2 separate regions of the Homo sapiens genome follow, and region 2 is linked to region 1. The links are chromatin loops, found by intact Hi-C in ENCODE. Cell type or tissue: prostate gland. All regions are shown on one strand. Each heading gives the region's core, and the rest is flanking DNA. Links, peaks and the distances in the headings are about the cores only.

Region 1 (10,239 bases), core at 795-8,794:
AGTTGCTTTGCCAGCAACCAATCTTCTCTGGAAACTCTGACAAATCAAAATTCAGAACCAGACCCTGGTTAGGGAATGGCAAATAAACAGCACTCATACTGCCACTCTCCTAGCTTGTGCCCAAGGCAGACATCATTAATCAATCATAGCACTCGTTCCCTCTGAGCTTGGCTCTTTCCCAGTACAGCTCTCCGGGCAATCATACAAACTGATGGAAGCTGGCCCTTGTGATGAAACTTCTTTGTAATCTTTGCACAGTTCCCTGAGGAGCCAAGAGCTGTTTCCTTCTTGGGGCTGGTGAGAAAAGTCACTAAATCCCAACAGTGTCCTCTAAGACATGGAAGAACTAGGTGACTGCTTCTGCCAGGCAGAGAAATTTGAGGTTTATGCTGGGAATAGCTCCAGATACCTAGGCTTGGGATTTGGTGGATTCTGTGGTTTTTTTGGACCCACCTGATATTCCTGCTACTCAAAGTGTGGTCCATGGGCCAGCATCGCCGGCATCACCTAGGACATGTTGGAAATTCAGAGTCCCAGGACCCACCCAGAACTACTCAATCAGAACCTGCACATTAATGTATTTCCCCAAGAGATCAGTAAGCACATTAAAGTTGGAACAGCACACCTCCAGCCCACAATCTGCCTCTTCACTAACCAGGAGGAAGGAGAGTTTTAAAATCACATCCCGAAGCAGGACAGAGGACTGACTGCCCTTACTCATTACTGTGGTGTATGGCACTAATTAAAGGGAGCTGCAGGGCTCTTTCCTGCAGAGTCCCGCTTCAGCTCCACATCTGTATTAATTAGGGCGAGAAATACAGGAAGAGCAGGTGTGACCGCAGTGTGAAAAAGGCACTGGAGTCAGGTGACTCCAGCTCTGCGTCTAGCTTGCTGTGTGGCCTTAGGCTTCAGTTTCCCCCTCTGAAAACAAAGGGAGGAGGGATGGACCAGATGAAGCTTTTCAAATAGGTTCTATGCCATGTGCAATTCTCGATCATGTGGCAGCACCCACCAGGAGCTGCTAGGATTGCCAGAGAGATATCACTCTGTGACTGATTTGACAATGCCTGCCACGGATCTATACTGGGGATTGGTAGCGCTTAGGCCTCGTATTTATTGCCTTACACTAGATTACCTCCAGGCCTCTTCTAGCTCATGAATTCTGCAGTTCTCCCTCTCCTTAACCCCAGCTCAGCTCGAGCCCAACAACTCCCTTCCTCAACCGCCGACCCTGAGTCCCCCTCACCTGGACGTCAGGTAATGTCTGCAGCTGGAGAGCCGCCTCCTTCTCCCCCAGGAAGAGAATAGCCCGGATAGAGGCTGGGACCTGAGCCTGTCAAAGACAACCACTGCAGAGTTGCTCTGCCCAAGGCTTCATGAAGCCTCACACACTTTGATTTCCTCCTTCATCCCCTGTAAGATGCAGGCAAATGGGTCACAAGGACAGAGTGGGGTCCCTCCATGACTGGAATCTTTGTGTGATACGTTTGGACCGTGAATCATTGGTTAGAAGTCATGAGAGCAGCAGGTTCAAGTTGTGTTGCAAATCTTTCCAGATGACCTGCCCCTCTGGGCCCCAGTTTGCCCATCTACAAAGCAAAGGAGGTCAGACCATAAGGTAAGCAGATGCAGAACCTCCATTGACTCTGCTGCCCATAATTGCTGGATAGGAATCTTCTCTCCTCCCTTCTCAGCTCATGAGCTTTATGTGATCTAAGTCTGAGCCAATCAGTGTGTTGCATTCACCCCCAGGCCACAGGGTTGGGTGTGGAGGGACTCCTGAATCCACTGTAACTGAGACACAAAGAAATTTTTGCTGAGACCTCTGGGAAAATAATCTCTTACTCTTTCCTAATGGATTTAAATTAGAGACCATGTGAAGTCAGAGCTGCTGGGAGCCATCCGGCCACCAAGGGGCGCGGGGTGCCAAGCGGGGTGGCTTGGCATCCTCCAAAGAGAACGGGGCCAGAAATGGAGAGAGAGGAACCAGGTTCTAATGATAATATCTGAGCCCTTGGATCAGGCCATACTTGAAGCTGGACTTGGCTCCTGGACTGTCCATTGACATGAACCAATGAGCTTCAAGCTTGTTAGGGCTGAGTTTTCTGTTGGCTGCAGTAAAAGTCCCTGCCTGAGAGTCCTGGTCCCAGCCTTAAGCACCCCCGGACTCTATGAATGTCAGGAGGCCCCTGGTGGCTCCCAGGACTTACTAGGCTAAGGCTCTCCACCTCCCACTCACCTGGGTGGCCTGCAGGGCGCTGACCAGACCGGGCTGTGGGGGCTGTCTCCTGGCGTCAATCAGGACCGCCAGCCCCTTGGCTTTATCTTCAGGCCTGTGGGTGGTAAACAGAATTGACAGTCTTGCTGGATGGCCTCGGACAGGGGGCAGGACCTAGTGGAAGGTGAGGGAACCTGGCTGCTAGAAACCTTGATTTACTGGTGAACTCTTCATCCTGTTAAGACCAAGTTCCAATGCCCCTTCTAGGAAGCCCTCCGTGGTTCTTCTCCAGGCAGAGCCTTTTGCTTCCTCTTTGGTGCTCCTGCAAGACCTCATACAGCCCTCGTTTATAGCCCTACTATTCCTAACTCTAGCAACTAACCCAGGTACAGTAGGCAAGTCACTTGGGACTCATCCACTTTTTTGTGTAGGCAGAATCCTTATTTTGCTCAAGAATCCAACTCCCTCCAAAAAGCCAAGTTCCCCCAGAGCCTGGCTTCTGATTGGTTGAGGCCAACAGTAGTGACGTAATTCCTCTGGCCAGTGATTGGTTTAGATGGGGAGGGTCATGTGACATTTCTGGCCAATGATATGTGAGGGAAAGTTTTCCAGGGAAAGAGGCTTCTGGGAAAGACATTCCCTCCTTTAAAAAGTTCTTAACAAAGAGATATGAGGCAGAGACATACAATGATACATTTCCTTAACAGATAAAACATTTTAAATGGGAATTTCTGTTGATTGCAGCCAAAACACCCTCCCTGGTTCAGCCACATTGCACTGAGCTTACAGTGGGCCACTTTTCAGTGACTATCTTAGGATTTTCCAAACTGGCACAATTTTCAAGACTTGTTAAAATACAGATTCCTCACCCTACTCCTCTCCCATCCCCACCCCTCTAGCCATCTGGCCAGTGGGTACAGGGTGGCCAGGGAATCTGTGTGGTTCCAAGCACCCTCGGCCAGTCTAATGATCAGGCAGGATTGAAAAATAGCCCCCAACTGCCCTCAAGCCTTACAACCACTCAGTGCACAGACAAAACCTGAGGTGGCCCAGTGGGAGGGTAGAGCTGTGGCACTGCCATTAGTACCTTGTGGTCTGGGCAAGTTATTTCATCTCCCTGAGTCAATTTAATAATGATAGTACCGGCCTTATGGGCTGTAGTGAGGACTGATGAATTCATTCTTGTAAAGCACTCAGTGACTGCACAGAGTAAATGGGATGTAAATATTTGCTATGATTATCCTAGAAGGGGAAACTGAGGCACAGAAAGGCCCAGTGGCAGATAGTGACAGGAGGCTCTGGGAGGTGATTTCAAGTCTCTGACTTTATGTCCTTGCCTCCCTCTGGCGATGCCCATGCTGGACAGTGATTTGTTTCCAGACCTGTCTCTGCTACCAACCTGGAGGCCCTTAAAAGTCAGGGCCCGGTGTGAGGTGCCTCTGTCCCTAGCACCATGTAGCATGAAGCCAAGCCCAGAGCAGGGGCCCAGCCAATGTTCATTCAGAGCACAAGTGGAGAAAACCAGCCCAGCACACAAGCACCTGGTGTGCACTGCACTCCACAGTTTACATCCTCTACACCCCCTCATCCCTGCCACTTGTGCCCAGCTTGGTCCTTAGAGCCCTCTTGGTCATGCCCTTTATTCAGGCGAGCCTTGGGGAGGGGAGATTATTTCCCTATGGTTGCATAGCCAGTCGGTGGGATCCCAGAGCTCTGTCTACCACACTAGTCACTTTCCACCACAGAAAAAGGGGGTCCCATCTCCCACTCAGTCCAGAAAAGCCACTCCACCTTGGACAAGAAGAAAAAAAATGTTAGTGACCAGCAGGTGGCAGTGATGGCTCCAGTGGGGTGGGATGCATGAAGATAGTTCCAGAGGGTTCCATCACCTTCCACCCCTTACCCCCAACAGCAGACCTCTAGGTTGAGTTGGGGCTTATTAGCCAGTCCTGAGCAGCATCCCCTCTAAGACTGCCCTGGCTAGGGGCTGGGTCCCGAGGAAAAGAGGGCGCCTCTTCCCCAGCCAGTCCATTAAGTCTGAATGGTGGCAGGGGTAGGAGTGTTAGGAGGAGCATTAGAAATCAGCCTGAGTCCACTCATCATTCATTCACTCACTCACTCACTGACTCACCCACTCATTCTTTCACTCTCTCATTCATTCATTTACTCATTCACCCCTTTCCTTTGTTTATTCAAATATTTATAATTCAGATGACAGCTCAATTATCACCTCCTCAGGGAAGCCTTCCCTGATTTCCCAATTGAAATTAACATCCCCTATTCTTCTTACTCTACAACAGTGGTTCTTAAAGTGTAGTCCCAGGCCCAGCACCTGTTATCACCGGGAAATTTGTTACAAATGCAGATTTTCAGGTCCCACCCACCTTCATCAACTGAATCAGAAAATCTGGGGGATGGGCCCCTGCAATCTGTTTTAACAGCCCACCAGGTGATTCGAATGCACCTTCAAATTTGAAAACCGGCCAGGCACGGTGGCTCACGCCTGTAATCTCAGCACTTTGGGAGGCCGAGGTGGGTGGATCACCTGAGGTTGGGAGCTCAAGACCAGCCTGACCAACATGGAAAAATGCGGTCTCTACTAAAAATACAAAATTAGCCAGGTGTGGTGGTGCATGCCTGTAATCCCAGCTACTCGGGAGGCTGAGGCAGGAGAATCGCTTGAACCCGGGAGGCGGAGATTGCAGTGAGCTGAGATTGCATTGTTGCACTCCAGTCTGGGCAACAAGAGTGAAACTCCATTTCAAAAAAAAAAAAAAAATGAAAACCACTGATCTACAAACATCACTGTTTTCTTCATCACACTGACACTCCTGAAAGTTTCTTGGCCATGGTTTGTTTCTTGCACTCTGTCCATCTCTCCCACCAGCCTGACAACCCCCCGATGGCAGGGACTGAGGCTGTTTTGCTTTCCCCCGGCATCTGTCTGGGGACTGGCTCTGTGAACAGACGACTGGATGGAAGGATATGGTGCCTCTCCACTCAGTGTCTGGTCCAGGGCTCTGGGCCCAGAGGGTTGAGGTGGGGATGGAGCAGTCAGGGTGGCCCAGATCCTTACCTGGGGATGGTACACAGGTAGGACAGTAGCTTGGTGACCTCTGAAACTGTGCACCATGGTGCCTCCCAGGCCCCCTCTGTAGTTGACACCAGAAGCAGGGGCCGCCCGGCCCTGTCCCGGCCACCTGGAGGACAGAGGGCACACGTGAGCAGTGAGAACTTGTGGGGGGCCCTCTAGGGACCTCTCCTGTGGCCTGCAGACCTTTGGCCGTAACGGTTCCTTTGCCTGGAACACCCTTTCTCTCCTTCTCCTTCTGTGAACTCTGACTTCTACTTATCCTTCAAGACCCAGCTCAAACACCACTTCGTGAGAAAAGTCTTCCCTGAATCTCCTCTGTGCAGAGCACTCCCTCTGTATAAGATACGTGGGCAGGCAAAGCTCATGGCATGAGCTCTGGGGTCACACAGAAAGGGGTCAAGTCTCTGCTCTGCAGTGACTCACTGTGTGTCTGTGGGCAAGTCAGTGCACCTCTGAGCTTCAGTTTCCTCATCTGTTAAACAGGGAGAATAATATGCTGAGCTTATTAGGTTATTTCAAGGATGAAATCAGACAGCTCCTGAGAAGCACTTAATACACAGCAAGAGCTCAGTGAATGATTGAGTTGCTCAATCGTTGGTCGTTACAATGATCACTGTCTCTGTTCTCGTCTCCAGTCCAAGGGGTGGTGAGCGTGCAGCCCTGTGGCCACCAGCACTATTTCTTCTTGCAGACTTTCAACCCTGGGTTTCCGACAGGCTATTTCCTGTTCCAGGAATCTGGGCGGTGTGCCTCACTCTCCCCACAGGAGTCATGAGGCTGAGGCTCCGGGAGCCAGTACAGCCCATCCTCATGGGGAGGAAAGGGGAGGGCAAATACAGCAGCAGGGAAAGAGGCTCGGGCCTTGGGAAACCACACCTGTCTCGCAGCCTGGACTCAGAGCCCTGCACTTCAGTCACCTCACTCCAGGATGCCCTGCAATGACCACCAGCCACTCCACGTGGGCACCACCCTCTGCAGCGTGCAAAACCCTTCACAGCTCACGAAGCCTTGGACAAACCTAACCACCTTCACAAGTGCCGCCTCACAGGGGTCCAACCACCTGGAACATTCTTTCACATATGTCTTAAAATCTGATATAATTTTTAAAATAAAAAAAAAATTTGTGGCTGGGCACGGTGGCTCACGCCTGTAATCCCAGCACTTTGGGAGGCTGAGGCGGGTGGATCACGAGGTCAGGAGATCGACACCATCCTGGCTAACATGGTGAAACCCCGTCTCTACTAAAAAATACAAAAAAATTAGCCAGGCATGGTGGCGGGCGCCTGTAGTCCCAGCTACTTGGGAGGCTGAGGCATGAGAATGGCGTGAACCTGGGAGGTGGAGCTTGCAGTGAGCCGAGATCTCGCCACTGCACTCCAGCCTGGGCGACAGAGTGAGACTCTGTCTCAGAAAAAAAAAAAAAAAAATTTGTGTGTATATAAATGTGTATACATATATATCAATGTTATCCTCTTGATATTATGGATTTGATCTTTTTCCTACTATTCACTTACAAATTTCGAAAGTAAAGACATTTTGTTGGGGATAAGAGGGGAGACTTGAACAGAAACTGGAAATTGATTAGTATGAGGACATTCTTTTTCATTTTGTTAGGGGGCCGGGTGCAGTGGCTCATGCCTGTAATCCCAGCATTTTGGGAGACCAAGGTAAGAGAATGGCTTGAGCTCGGGAGTTCGAGACCAGCCTGGGCAACATAGCAAGACCTTGTCTTTACTAAAAATTAAAAAAATAATTAGCCAGGAGTGGTGGTGTGTGCCTGCAGTCCCAGCTGCTCAGGAGGCTGAGGTGGGAGAATCGCTTGAGCCGGGGAGGTTGAGGCTGCAAGAACCATAATTGTTTCACTGCACTCCAGCCTGGGTGACAGAGTGAGACCTTGTCTCAAAAGAAATTTTTTTTTATCTGTTAAGTGTACTAAATGGTATTGTGATTATTAGGGAACACACTGAAGTATTTAGGTGATAGAATATGAAGATTTGTAATATTTTTATAAATACTTCAGAAACAAATAGATGAAGCATGACAAAATGTTAAGATTTATTAAATCTGGGTGATAGGTATGTGGGTATTCATGATACTATTCTGTCTACTTTTCTATAGGTTTGAAATTTTTCATAATATAAAAGTCCAAAAGAAGGTGAAGTCATTAAACCATGAAATAAATGCACAACTTGTGAAGGTGGAGGTGCGGGTACAGGTCCCTCCAAAATCCTATCGCAGCTGTTTGTTGGGTCCCTTGGGTCAGGAAATGCTACATCACATACCTGGGTCCATTTTGCTGATGAGGAAACTGGGGTGGGGAAGCAGCTTCCCAGTCCCCCATGGGCTCAGGTACCCAAACTCTCTGCAAGGGTAGAGACCATGCCTGATTCACCCCTTGAATTAGGGGTGCCTTTGTCTGCTACACACCTGAGGCCTGGAGCTCAATTGCAGCTCTGATGGTGCTGCACTCCCCTGCTCTATAACCTTCTATGGCTCCTTGTGGCCTTGAAGAGAAACTGCAAGCTTCTGGACCTGGCATTGAAGTGTCTCAGGCTCTGCACACTCTTCCATCCTCATTTCATACACTAGGTGTTAGGGGCGAAGCTGTGTCCCCTGCCCCTCCAAATTTATATGTGGAAGTCTTAACTCCCAGTACATCAGCATGTGACTGTATTTGGAGATAGGGTGTTTAAAGAGGTAATTCAGTTAAAATGAGGTTACTGTGGGCCCTAATAGAATATGGCCAGTGTCCTTACAAGAAGAAATTTGGACACAGAGGGAAGACCCCATGAAGATACAGGGAGAAGATGGGCATTTGCAAGCCAAGGAGAGAGGCCACAGAAGGAAACAACCCTGCCAACACCTTGATCTTGGACTTCCAGCCTCCAGACCTATGAGAAAATGAATCTCTGTTGCTTAAGCCACCCACGTTATGGCAGTCCTGGGACACTAATATACTAAGTCTCCCCTTGCCACCAATGACAGATGATACCACCCAGCTTTGTTCACCCTATTCCTTCTGCCAGGTATGCCCTTCTGTCCTATCTCTATCTGGTGAAATCCCCCTCATCGCTCAAAGACTAGCCAAGATGCCACCTCTTCCTGGAAGACCTCCTTACTGCCTTCCCTCTTTAGAAGCTCTTCCCCAGTCCCAGGTTCCCAAAGCAAATGTAGGCCTCTGTGAGATCCTGCAAGACTGAGAGCCCTTACGGGTGTGCACTGGGTCAAACTCATTGTTGCATCCCTGTGCTCAGCACAAGGCTGGATAATCAATGTCTGTGATTGATTCATGAAGGAATGGAGGGTTAGAGCAACACCTCTCAAACTTTGATGGGCCTGGGGATCTTGTTAGAATGCAGATGCCAGTTCAGCAGGCCTGAGATTCTGCCTCTCCCCCTAGCTCCAAGGTCACGCTGATGTAGGTAGTCCCCAGACCACACTTTGAGCAGCAAAGGGTTCACACACTCAGGACATTCCACACTGGGACACAGTAGTCATACGATTAGTTCACATGTCTGGTTCCCCACACTGCCTGGAACAGGGCCCTGCACACACCCAGTGCCAGCTGAGTTGATTACAGCAAGGGGCAGTTGTCCACCTGATTTGTCTTCAGCTGGGCCAAGGAGACCCTTTTGCCCCAAATGTTATCCTCACCTACCAGCTGGCGCCAGAAATACCATCATTAGCATCTCAGAACCGTGGCTTGAAGCTGTGCTGTTCACAGATATTGTGAGCCTCAGGTGAAAATGAGGATGGCAAAATGAGGGTGGTGGGTAAGTCGGGGTTGCCCAAAGTTGCTGAAAAATGTGTTGCATCTGCCAGCAGCATGAAGAGTCACTCCAAGTTTGGGGAGGGAGGAATGGTAAGTAATTGAATTTGCAAGCAATTAAAAGCATTTTTTCATATCAAAACGAGTGTGAATGTATTCTATTTATGGATATTTAAAATGTATAGAAATTTTAAAGGCAAAAAGGATTTCAAAGATCTATATGGAGCAACTGAGAGCTCAGGGTGAGGTCTCAATCTCAGGGGCTCTGTTCATTCTCTTCTGCATTAGGGATTTTCCAGTGGAAAGACAGGGAAGCCCTCTCCTAAGGCTTCGTGCCTGTGGCCCCAAAGATGTCCATGCCCTAATCCCCAGAACCTTGAATATGTTACCTTACATGGCAAAAGGGACACTGCAGATGTGATGAAGGGCAGGACCTTGAGGTGGGGAGATTATCCTGGATCATCCACTCTAATCATAGGAATCCTTAAAAGCAGAGAACTTTTCCTGGCTTTGGTAGGAGCAAGGTGCCAAGATGGATGGGGGGTGAGGGAGATGCAACATTGCTGGCTTTGAGGATGGAGGAAGGGGCCACAAGCCAAGGAAAGTAGTGGTCTCTAGAAGCTGGAAAAGGCAAGGAAATGGAGTCTCCCTTAGAGCCTCCAGGAAAGAATGCAGCTCTGCAGACAGCTGGATGTAGCCTAGCGAGATCCATGTTGAGCTTCTAACATACAGAGCGATCAGATAATACATTTGTGTTGTTTTACGTCACTAATTTGTAATAACTTGTTATGGCCACAATGGGAAACACAGTGCCTATTAAACAAAACCCCATCCCCAGCATGGGAGCAGACATTCACACCTGCATGTTGATCAGTTTCTTTCCTGAGAACAGATCTTTATGAAAACTTTACGGGGAGACCTGCTTCACAGGGCTGGCTTGGAGCAGATCTAGATCTTGAAGCACAGGCTCTGGGGACTGTTTGCCCTATAAGGAAACTCCAACAGAGGCCGGTGTGGACGCAGAGACACCAGCGAGGAGACCACTGCAGCAGGCAAGAGACCACGCTGGTTTGGACTTGGGTGGGGTGAAGTCAACAGATTCTGAATACAATTTAATGGGAGAGTTGACAGTTAACAAATTGAATGTGGGATGTAAGA
Region 2 (10,239 bases), core at 973-8,972, 160 kb after region 1:
TGTATCTCTTCTTATAAGGGTACTAATCCCATCACGAGGGCCCCATCCTCATGACCTCATTACCTTCCAAAGGACACATCTCCAAATACCATCACATAGGGAGTTAGGGTTTCCACATATGAATTTTGGCTACAGTCTCAGCTACTCTGGAGGCCAAGGCAGGAGGATCATTTGAGCCCAAGTGTTCAAGTCCAACCTTGGCAACATAGTGAGATCTTATCTCTTAAAAAAAAAAACCACTGCATAATATTCCACTGGATGACTATTTCCCAGTTTGTTCAACTATCCCCCATTGATAGACATCCAGTTCTTCACCACTATAAACATATGAATTGAAACATAAACACTTAGTCCACAGAATATTTGTAATTTGCATAGTAGAGTGCAAAGTGGTACAACCATTGGAGGACTGTTTGGCAGGATGTATCCGCTAAAGTTGAACATGCATGATGAGCCCCATGACCCAGGAACTCCACTTTTCAGTATGTACTCAACAGAAATGCCTACATCTATTTAAAAAAAGATGCATACAGGTATGTCCATAAAGCAGTTTTCGTAATAGCCCCCAGGTGGAAATAACCCAAACATTCAGCAACAGTAGATGGATAAATGGTGGCACATTCACACAATGGAATATTAAACAGCAATGAGCATGAATGAACTACAACCACATGCCACCACATGGGTGACCCCTGCAAACAGGATGCTAAGTGAAAGATGCCTGGCATGATTTCATTGATACAAAATTCAAAAGAAGGCAAACCTAACGTATAGAAGCAAAAGTTAGACAAGTGGTCAGACTTCAAGGTGGGGTGGGGGATAGTAACTAGAAAAGGATATGAGGAAGCTTCTGGGGTTTTGGTGATGTTCTGCTTCTTGATCCACGTACTGGTTACATTGGTGAGCTCACTTTGAGAACATCTGTCTCTCCATATACTTGTCTGTGTATATGTTATACTTCAAAATAAAAGTATCTATCTGAAGGGTATGTCTGTATTTATGAGACTCCTTATAGTGTCTTTGCTCACGATAAACAAAGCACCATTTTTCAGATTTTTTTCATCCATATATATGAAGATATACATTGTGTACAGCTGCTTATTATGGCATTGCTTGTAATAGCAAAATAATAACAAAACAAAAATGAAAGAAACCTGTATGGTCCTTAATAGGATACTGGTAGTTATATTATGGTATATAGCCATGCAAAGGAATACTATGCAGCCATTAAAAAGAATGAAAGAATGAGGCCCATCTATGTGTGCAGACATAGAAGAATGTGAAGAATTATTAGGTGGAAATAGTAGACTGCAGAACAGTAGGTACAGTATTATCTTCTTTCATGCATGCATGCTTATATGTGTACAGGAAATTGCTAAGAGGTTACCTAAGATAGTGAAACAGAAGTTACCTCTGGAGAATGGAAATGAAGCATTGGTAAGGCTGCAAAATTTTTACTTTCCTTTTTGTGCCATTGTACATTATTTGTATATTTTTAAGCAAGCAAATACTACTCCTTAAAAGTAAATTATCTGGCCAAATGCAGTGGCTCACACCTAGCATTTTGGGAGGCCAGGATGGGATGATTGCTTGAGGCCAGGAGTTTGAGACCATCCTGGGTGGCATAGGGGGACCCCGTCTCTACAAAAAAATAAAATAAAATTTAATTTAATTTAATTTAATTTAAAAATGAATTTTTAAATGTATTAATTTCCTATTGCTGCTGTAACAAATTAGCCACAAACTGCGTAACTTTAAACAACATGAACTTATTATCTTTTAGTTTTGGAGGTCAAGAGGGCTGCATTCCTTCAGGAAGCTCTGGGGGAGAATCTGTTCCCTTCTTTGTTCAGCTGCTAGAGGCTGCTTACATTCGTTGGCCTGCAGCCACTTCCCCCATCTTCAAAACCAGCAGCAGAGCATCTTCTCTCCTCTCTGACCTCTACTTCTGGCCTTACATCTTCTTTAACTCTGATCCTTCTGTTTTTCTCTCATAAGGACCCTTGTGATTGCACTGAGCCCACCCAAATAATGCACGATAATCTCCCCATCTCAAAATCCTTAACTTAATCACACCTGCAAAGTCCGTTCACCACGCGAGGTAACATACTCATAGGTTCAGGGAATTAGGACATGGACATCTTTGGTGAGCCCATTGTTCAACCTGCCACAAATGTATATCAAAGCAATTAAGGCACACATTTTAAAAAATCAAATGTGCAAAAGGGCTTATCATAAGAAGCAGTGGTCTCAGAGGTACCACATTTAATTCCTGAAATGTTTCTGGTTTTAGTTCCTTTGATGGCTAGCTCAAGATCTCAAATAACGTTCCTACATCATTTTTTAAATTTACCAATTTTCTAAAAATTTGCTGAGTACATGAGGACTTAGCTTGTCACCCCATTTTCCTTTCCTCTCTCAAAATACTATGTAACATAATATTTTTTGTTTCTCTATTGGTGTGTTTGTAATTTTAGATAATACATTCACACATATTTCGTGCTCTATCAACTATACCTATATGACTTCCCTTTACTCACTGTGTGACCTTGGTGGGTCTCTCTGAGCCCAAGTTTCCACATCTAAAAAAGTCACAAATGTGCAGTAGTCTCACTAGCTGGCTGTCCACCGAACCATTTCTCTTTCCACCTGGACACATGGTTGAACTACATTTCCCAGCACCCCTTGCAATTAATTGTGGCCCATGTGACTGAGTTCTGACAAATCCATAAACACCACCTGTATGATCCCCCACTACATCTTTCTCTCTCTCTGTCTCTGTCTCTGTCTCTCTCTCTCTCTCTCTCTCTCTCAATCTCTCTCTCTCTCGTCCCCCCTCAGCCAGCTGGATGTCGATATATTGACACCCAAGGTGACTTGGGATAAATGTGTTGAAGATGGCAGAGCCTCCAGCAGCAGTCTAGGTCCCTGAATGATTGTATGGAGCAGAGCTTCTCCCATCCCCAACTGTGGCATGTGGGCTTTGCAAAAGCAGAAATAAACCTGTCAGTCACTGAGATTTGGGGATTTAAACATTAAACACGAGCTAGTGTTGGTTTTAATTGGTACAGAAAGTATAGCAACCCATGAGACTACTGAATTACTTAAACGTATGTAAGTATATTAAGGTTTGTAAGTTGCTTAATCAGTAAATGCTTAACAAATGGAAACTATTATTATTAGTAACACATTCCTTGGACGTCAGGGTTCTCCCCTGCTTCCCCTCCCAGAGACTTTCTAGTTTGCCCTGTTCAGTTAACTCTTCCTTTCCCTCAGCAAGAAAATACGTGCCTATCTAACACCATAAATAATCAAATAATCTCTCCTTGTTCAGAACTCAGCTCCACAATTCAATTGGCAACCGATCATGTGGTATTTTCAACTGCTATTTAAATATTTTGCTATCTAATTTCTCCTAGTTTTATGTCTAACCTCCCTAAGTAGATTATAATTGCCTTGAGGGCAGGAAACAGATATTACATGTCTTTGTATCACCCACGGCTCAATGCAGTACTGAGTCAGGCACTTAATACGTATCTGGTGATTTGATTTGAAGTCTCTTGTCACTTAACCTAGTGATCCAATCTTTTCCCAAGTTATGGGCTGCCCTAGGCTTTTATCATATAGCTCCTTCAATTTATAGCCAGCTGTTAATTATCTCCAGATCTTGCCACTGCGCTTCTGTGCATGCTCAGCTGTCCCCACCTTTCACTTTAATTTCTCCTGTTCAGATCCCAGAGCCGCCCGCAAAGGATATCTCACCCTGTTCTCACTGATGATGGTTCTAAGCTGCCCACTGGGGCTTTGAAAGGTACTTGGAAGGTAAATGAGCCACAGAATGTTAACCCAGGAGGGCGGAAACCCAGGGCAGCAGGAAGTAAGAGAGGACCTTGAGGGTCTCCATTTTGCAGGGTGCTCAAGGGCCAAAGGGAAGGGAGGCCCTGGCAGGTTGAGGTGACCTTTACACTTTAACACTTTGGTGAGTTTCCTTAACACCTTCCCATTTCTGAAGAGCCTGGACGTGGTTGAGGTCTTGCAGAGAACGAGTAGAGAGTGCGGTGGTTTCAACTGAAATAGTCCCTGTCAATCTAACAGTCCAATATTTGTAGTTACTTCTCACTATGGATTCAGTTGTGGTACCCCCAAAAAAGATATGCTGACCAGGTGGGGTGGCTCATACCTGTAATCCCAGCACTTTGGGAGGCCAAGGCAAGTGGATCACTTGAGGTCAGAAGTTTGAGACCAGCCTAGTCAACATAGTGAAACCCCGTCTCTTCTAAAAATATAAAAATTAGCCAGGCGTGGTGGCGGGCATCTGTAGTCCCAGCTACTCAAGAGGCTGAGGCACGAGAATCGCTTAAACCTGGGAGGCGGAGGTTGCAGTGAGCCGAGATCACACCACTGCACTCCAGCCTGGGCGACAGAGCAAGACTCCATCTCAATAAATAAATAATCAAAAAAGATATGCTGAAGCTTTAACCTCCAGGACCTCAAAATGTGATCTTATTTGGAATAGGCTCTTGATAGAGGTAATCAAATTAAAATGAAATCATCAGGATGGGCTCTAATCCAATATGACTTGTGTCCTTATAAAAAGGGAAAATTTGGACACAGATGCAGCTACACGCAGAGGGGAGGTGATGTGAAGACAACTATGTGATGCTGGAGGCAGAGATTGGACTGATGCAGCTGCCATTCCAGGGATGCATGAGGCTGCTGGAAGCTAGGAAGATGCAAGGAAGGATTCCACCCAGAGTCTCAAAGGGAGCATGGCCTGTGGGCACCTTGACTTCTGACTTCTAGCCTTCAGGACTGGGAGACAATCCATTTTTGTTGTTTTAAGTAACCCAGTTTGTGGGGACGGGGAGGTGGTTAAGAAAGGGTCTCACTCTGTCATCTAGCAGGCTGGAGTGCAGTGGTGCAATCACGGCTCACTGCAACCTCAACCTCCTGGATTGAAGTATCCTCCAATCTCAGCCTCCTGAGTAGCTGGGACTACAGGCATGTGCCACCACACCCAGCTAATTTTTTGGTGTTTTGTAGAGATAGCATCTTCCTATGTTGCCCAGGCTAGTCTCGAACTCCTGAGCTCAAGCTATCCTCCTACCTCGGCCTCCCAAAGTGCTGGGATTACAGGCATGAGCTACTGTGCCTGGTCTAGCTTGTGGTATTTTTTATGGCAGCCCAAGAAAACGAATACACTTACTTTCCCTTATCCATGCTTCCCTTCCCATATCCATAAAGGGGCACCTAAAGTCAACCTCTCAAGAGTGGGAGGGTTTTTAGCTGAAATAAAGATTTAAGTTAGCCATGCAAAAGTCAGCTTCTCACTGAGTTTCCAAAATAACTGCAGCTGTTCCAACTATTCTTCTGAGAGGAAAACCTTTAGAAATGTTCCCTGGGAGATGGGCTCCCAGGTTGCCAAGCCCTTTTCTGGAGGGAATGTTCCAGACTCAGCTCCCTTGGGACTTTCCCTGCTGTCTGTACGAGTCTCAGACGTGCTGAAGCAGAGAATCAGATGGTAGTGGCTGCTGATGTTTGGTGCCCAATGGTCTGGATAAATTCTTTTTGTTTCCATTAGAACATTCAGTTTCCCCAATCTATGTGCTCTTGGGAGGTGGAGAGAGAAAATCCACTCATTCCACAAATATTTATTGAGCCAGCACTGTATGCCAAGTGCTGTCATTGTGCTTGGGATTTATCAGTAAACAAAACAGATCCAGAAAATTCCCACCTTTATAAACATTACATTCTAGGATGGGAAGAGACAGGCAATAATAAATGAGAACAAAAGTTAATTAGATAGTAGGTTAAGAGATGATAATGGTTATGGGAGAAAATAGAACAGAGTTATAATCCAATCTTTATCCATTTTGTTACTCAAATTATCCCAGCTTTAGTCGTTAGAAATGACTTCAGGATGGCCCCTACATCCTTTGGCTATGTCCCTGTATTTGCCTGTTTTCATACTGCTATAAAGAACTGCCCAAGACTGGGTAATTTATAAAGGAAAGAGGTTTAATTGACTCACAGTTTGGCATGGCTGGGGAAGCCTCAGGAAACTTACAATTATGGTAGAAGGCAAGGAGGAAGCAAGGCACCTCCTCCCAAGGCGGCAGGAAGGAGAAGTGCTGCGCAAAGGGGGAAGAGCCCCTTATAAAACCATCAGATCTTGTGAGAACTCACTCACTATCATGAAAACAGCATGGGGGAACTGCTCCCATGATTCAATTACCTCCACCTGGTCTTTCCCTTGACACATGGGGATTATGGGGATTACAATTCAAGATGAGATTTGAATGGGAACACAAAGGCTAACCATACTAGGCCCCATTATTTTCTGAGCACTTCCTCACTCTAGCACAACAGTATGTGTGCCAGGTTCATCTTTTACTTCCCCTGCTAAAGACTTGCAATCTCCAAGGAACTCTAGTTCCTTTTATTGAAAAATGGTATTTGGAAACCAAGATTTGGGTGCTAGATGTCTAGATGTGCTCACTGCTACTGGGATGCCATTGCCTCTAGGGCTTCTGAGAGGACAAAACTAGAAACTTTACATAGGACAATTACTAACAAGCATACACATAAAGCCATATTTATTTCTATATTTATGCATCTGTATAATTGTTCAAAACCATGGGTTCATACTGATATTTCTGATTCTCATCCAACACCACACAGGATTCATTCTAGCTCCTTCCTTATTTCTAACTTTTTTTCCAACAGTGAGAACCCTGGCTCTAATTATCCATAATCTGCTTTCCTTTTTGTTCAATCCAAATAGACACATATTGACTAAACAGAGCACAATATTTGTATGCAATTCTTTTTATCTTTGACCTTACAATATACAGTAAAAATGCTGTCTTCCAGAGTTGCTTAGTTCTTTTATTCCCCACATCCTTCAGTGGGATTATCTCAGTCATTTGTAACACAGGTTCATTTGCTATAGCTTATATGCCATTTGGGGTTTCTCCCACATATCCTGGTTGGTTTTGATGATTTATTTGTTTACTGGGCATGTGAAACATTACTATGGTTCTGACAGTCAAGGCTATACAAAAAGGTGTACTCGCCAGCATTTGGCATTACATTTTTTTTTTTATTTTAGCCATCCTAATAGGAGAATAATGGTATCTCATTGTGGCTTTAATCTACATTATCCTAAGAGCTAATGATGTTGAGCATCTTTGGTGAGTTACCTAATCAAGTCTTTTACAGATTTTCTCATTGGATTATTTATTATCTTAAGGTTGAGTCTAAAGAGGTTATGTGTGTATGTGTACATATACATATATATATATTCTAGATACAAGTCTTTTGTCAGATACATTAATTGGCACGTTTTCTCCCAGTTTGTGGCCTGCCATTTCATTCTCTTAACAAGGCTGTTCACAGATTACAAGTTTTTAATTTTGATGAAGTCCAACTTATTATTTTTCTTTCATGGCTTGTGCTTTTGGTGTAATATCTAAGAAATCTTTACCAAGACCTAGGTTTTCTTTTGTGTTTTCTTCTAAAAGTTTTATAGTTTTGCATTTTATATTTAGATCTATGATTCATTTTGAGTTAATTTTTGCATACAGTGTACAGTTTGGGTGAAGGTTTATTTTTTGGCCTGTGGATGTCCAATTATGCCACCAATATTTTGGGGGAGCACTATTCTTTCTCCATGGAGTTGCTTTTGAAACTTTTTCAAGAATCAGTTGCCCATACTTGCCTGGATCTATTTCTGGACTCTCTACTCTGTTCCCTGGGTCTGTGAGTCTGTTCCTCCAATACCACTGTCTTCATTGCTGTTGTTATTACACAGTAAGTCTTAAAAACAGGTAGTGTGATTTCTCCAACTTTATTCTTCATTTCCAAAATTCTTTTAACATTTCTAGCTCTTTTCCCTTTAAGAGTACACTTTAGAATCAGCTCATCTATATTTACAAAAACTCCTGCTGGAACTTTGATCGGAATTATATTAAACATATAAATAAATTTGGAGAGGACTGTCATCTTTGCTGTGTTGAGTCATCCAATCTGTGAATGCAGGTTGTCTCTCCTTTTATCTGGGTCTTTGATTTCATAGCACTTCATAGTTTTCAGCACACAGATGCTGTACATGTTTTGTTAAATTTATACCTAAGTACTGCACCTTTTGGAGCTGTTATAAATGGCACTGCATTATTAATTTCAGTTTGCAATTGTTCATTGCTAATTTACAGAAATATGACTGATTTTTCCATGTCAACCTCTCACTGTCTGACTATAATTTGTTATTCTCTTACTATACTACTGGATTCCATTTATTAATCTTTTATAGAAAAGTTTTGTTTCAATATTCATAGATGAAATTAGCCTGTGAATTTCTTTCTGCTATCTTGTCAGGTTTGGATATTTGTAGCTTCATAAAAATAACTAGGCAGTTTATCTTGTTTCTCTCTATGCTCTGGAACTTTGATGAGCTTTGGAATTACCTTACTGAAAGAAACTATGAAGTCCTCTTGGATGACTTCCTCAACTAATTCCATAGTTATCAATCTGTTCAGGTTTTCTGTTTCTTCTTGAGTCAGTTTTTGGTAATTTGTATTATTTAAGCTTACTTCGGTTTTAAATCAAGTTACATTTCAAGGAGACTAACATTGAATTGTGTTAAATATGTTTTTATAATTTTTTTCTCCCTTTTATCTTTATACTGTATAATATCATGCAACAGTTAAAAAGAAAAAGTGAATCTATATATGCTGACACGGAAAGATCCACAAGACATAATTTTTAAAAGCACGTTTCAGAAAAACAGAGAATCAATTTTTTAACAGAAAATCTTATTTTGAAATTAGAACTCTGATTTTCATATACAAAATTGACGTAAAGGGGTCTGAAAAGATACCCACGAATAACTACTTGATAGCAGTATCATCTTTAGACTGAAGCCAGAAGGATCCCTGCCTTGGGCTTTGATTTTGGAGGAACCCACTCAAGTTCCCTCCAGATGCACCGTATCCCACAGGGAATATGCCAGAGGGACATGCCCGTCTACAGCCACCACCCTCCTCCCAGAACAGGCCTCATGTGCCTGGAACCCTAGAATTCCTTTCCAGGGCCTGTGAGGGGCTCACCTCATTATGTCCTCTTGGGAATGGAGTGCACCACTGTCGTGACCACTGCTAGGCCCAACCGGTAACTAATGGGTGGCTGTTTGAGGAGGGTGTGGAGGAATTTGAATGTGCAGGTTGGAGTCTCCATACACATGTGCATAAGGAGGCCATCATGGTGTAGACAGAGCTGGGCGTGGGAAGGAAAGGGAGGCCTTATTGCCACATCCTGGCAAGGAACTGGGGAAAAGTCCAGACAGTCTAAATCCAAATCTGGCTCTCCAGCTCATTATGAAGGTATATTTGTCCAGATAGGAGGATAGAACATTTTTATTCAACTATTTGTTAGCTGGGTTTTCAGAAACTATCTAGACATATATAGGAATTACATTAAACCTACCCACCCTCAGTTTGACTGCCCCACCAATGTCACAAGCACGTCTTCTTTATCACGTTACTTCTGGGGAGAGGTTGGGACTTGAGGGCAAACAGGAGAAAAGGGGTGTTATGGGTTGAATTATGTACCCCCAAATTCATATGTCAAATCCCTAAATCCCAGTACCTCTGAATGTGATTGTATTTGGAGTTGTGGCCTTTAAAGGGGTGATTAAGTTAAAATGAGGCTGCTAGGGTGGGTCCTAATGCAATCTCAGTTCACTGCAACCTCTGCCTCCCTGGTTCAAGTGATTCTTGTGCCTCAGCCTCCTGAGCAGTTGGTATTACAAGCATGCACCACCACACCTAGCTAATTTTTGTATTTTTAGTAGAGACGAGGTTTCCCCATGTTGACCAGGCTGGTCTTGAACTCCTGACTTCAAACGATCCACCTGCCTCAGCCTCCCAACATGCTGGGATTACTGGCATGAGCCACCGTGCTTGGACATGATGTCCTTATAAGAACAGGAAATCTGGGCACACACAGAGATGTCAGGGCACTTGTGTACAGAGGTACAACCCTGTGAAGAGGCTGCAAGAGAGTGGCCATCCACAAGCCAAGGAGAGAGGCCTCAGAAAAAAACCCAGTCTCTATCATAGACTTCAAGTCTCTAGAACTCTGAGAGTATAAATTTCTCTTGTTTAAGCCACCCAGTGTGGTATTTTGTTAGGGCAGTCCTAGCAAACTAATACAGAGGACTTCAGCTTTTTGCTTTATTAT

What was found. Peaks named below come from ENCODE experiments on the same cell type or tissue, not always from the same donor. Only the 100,000 strongest peaks of a DNase experiment are listed, where the experiment ranks them.
Region 2: a loop joins it to region 1, with 2.0 times the contacts of the local background. A loop is called at or near these places in 45 of 110 quality-filtered maps.

The regions. Positions count from the first base shown.
Region 1 is chr20:38,225,908-38,236,146 of GRCh38, forward strand. It overlaps KIAA1755, which reads right to left. Exons shown (of 14, transcript NM_001029864.2): 5 at 5,295-5,418; 6 at 2,240-2,333; 7 at 1,247-1,333. Among named protein-coding and RNA genes, the nearest start is that of KIAA1755, 30 kb to the right of the region's middle. In prostate gland, for the core only: a CTCF peak has its summit at 4,056 (motif pointing right); a DNase peak (open chromatin) is centred at 4,017.
Region 2 is chr20:38,389,826-38,400,064 of GRCh38, forward strand. No RefSeq gene overlaps it. Among named protein-coding and RNA genes, the nearest start is that of SNORA71B, 30 kb to the right of the region's middle. In prostate gland, for the core only: no CTCF peak of the experiment used is centred there; no DNase peak of the experiment used is centred there.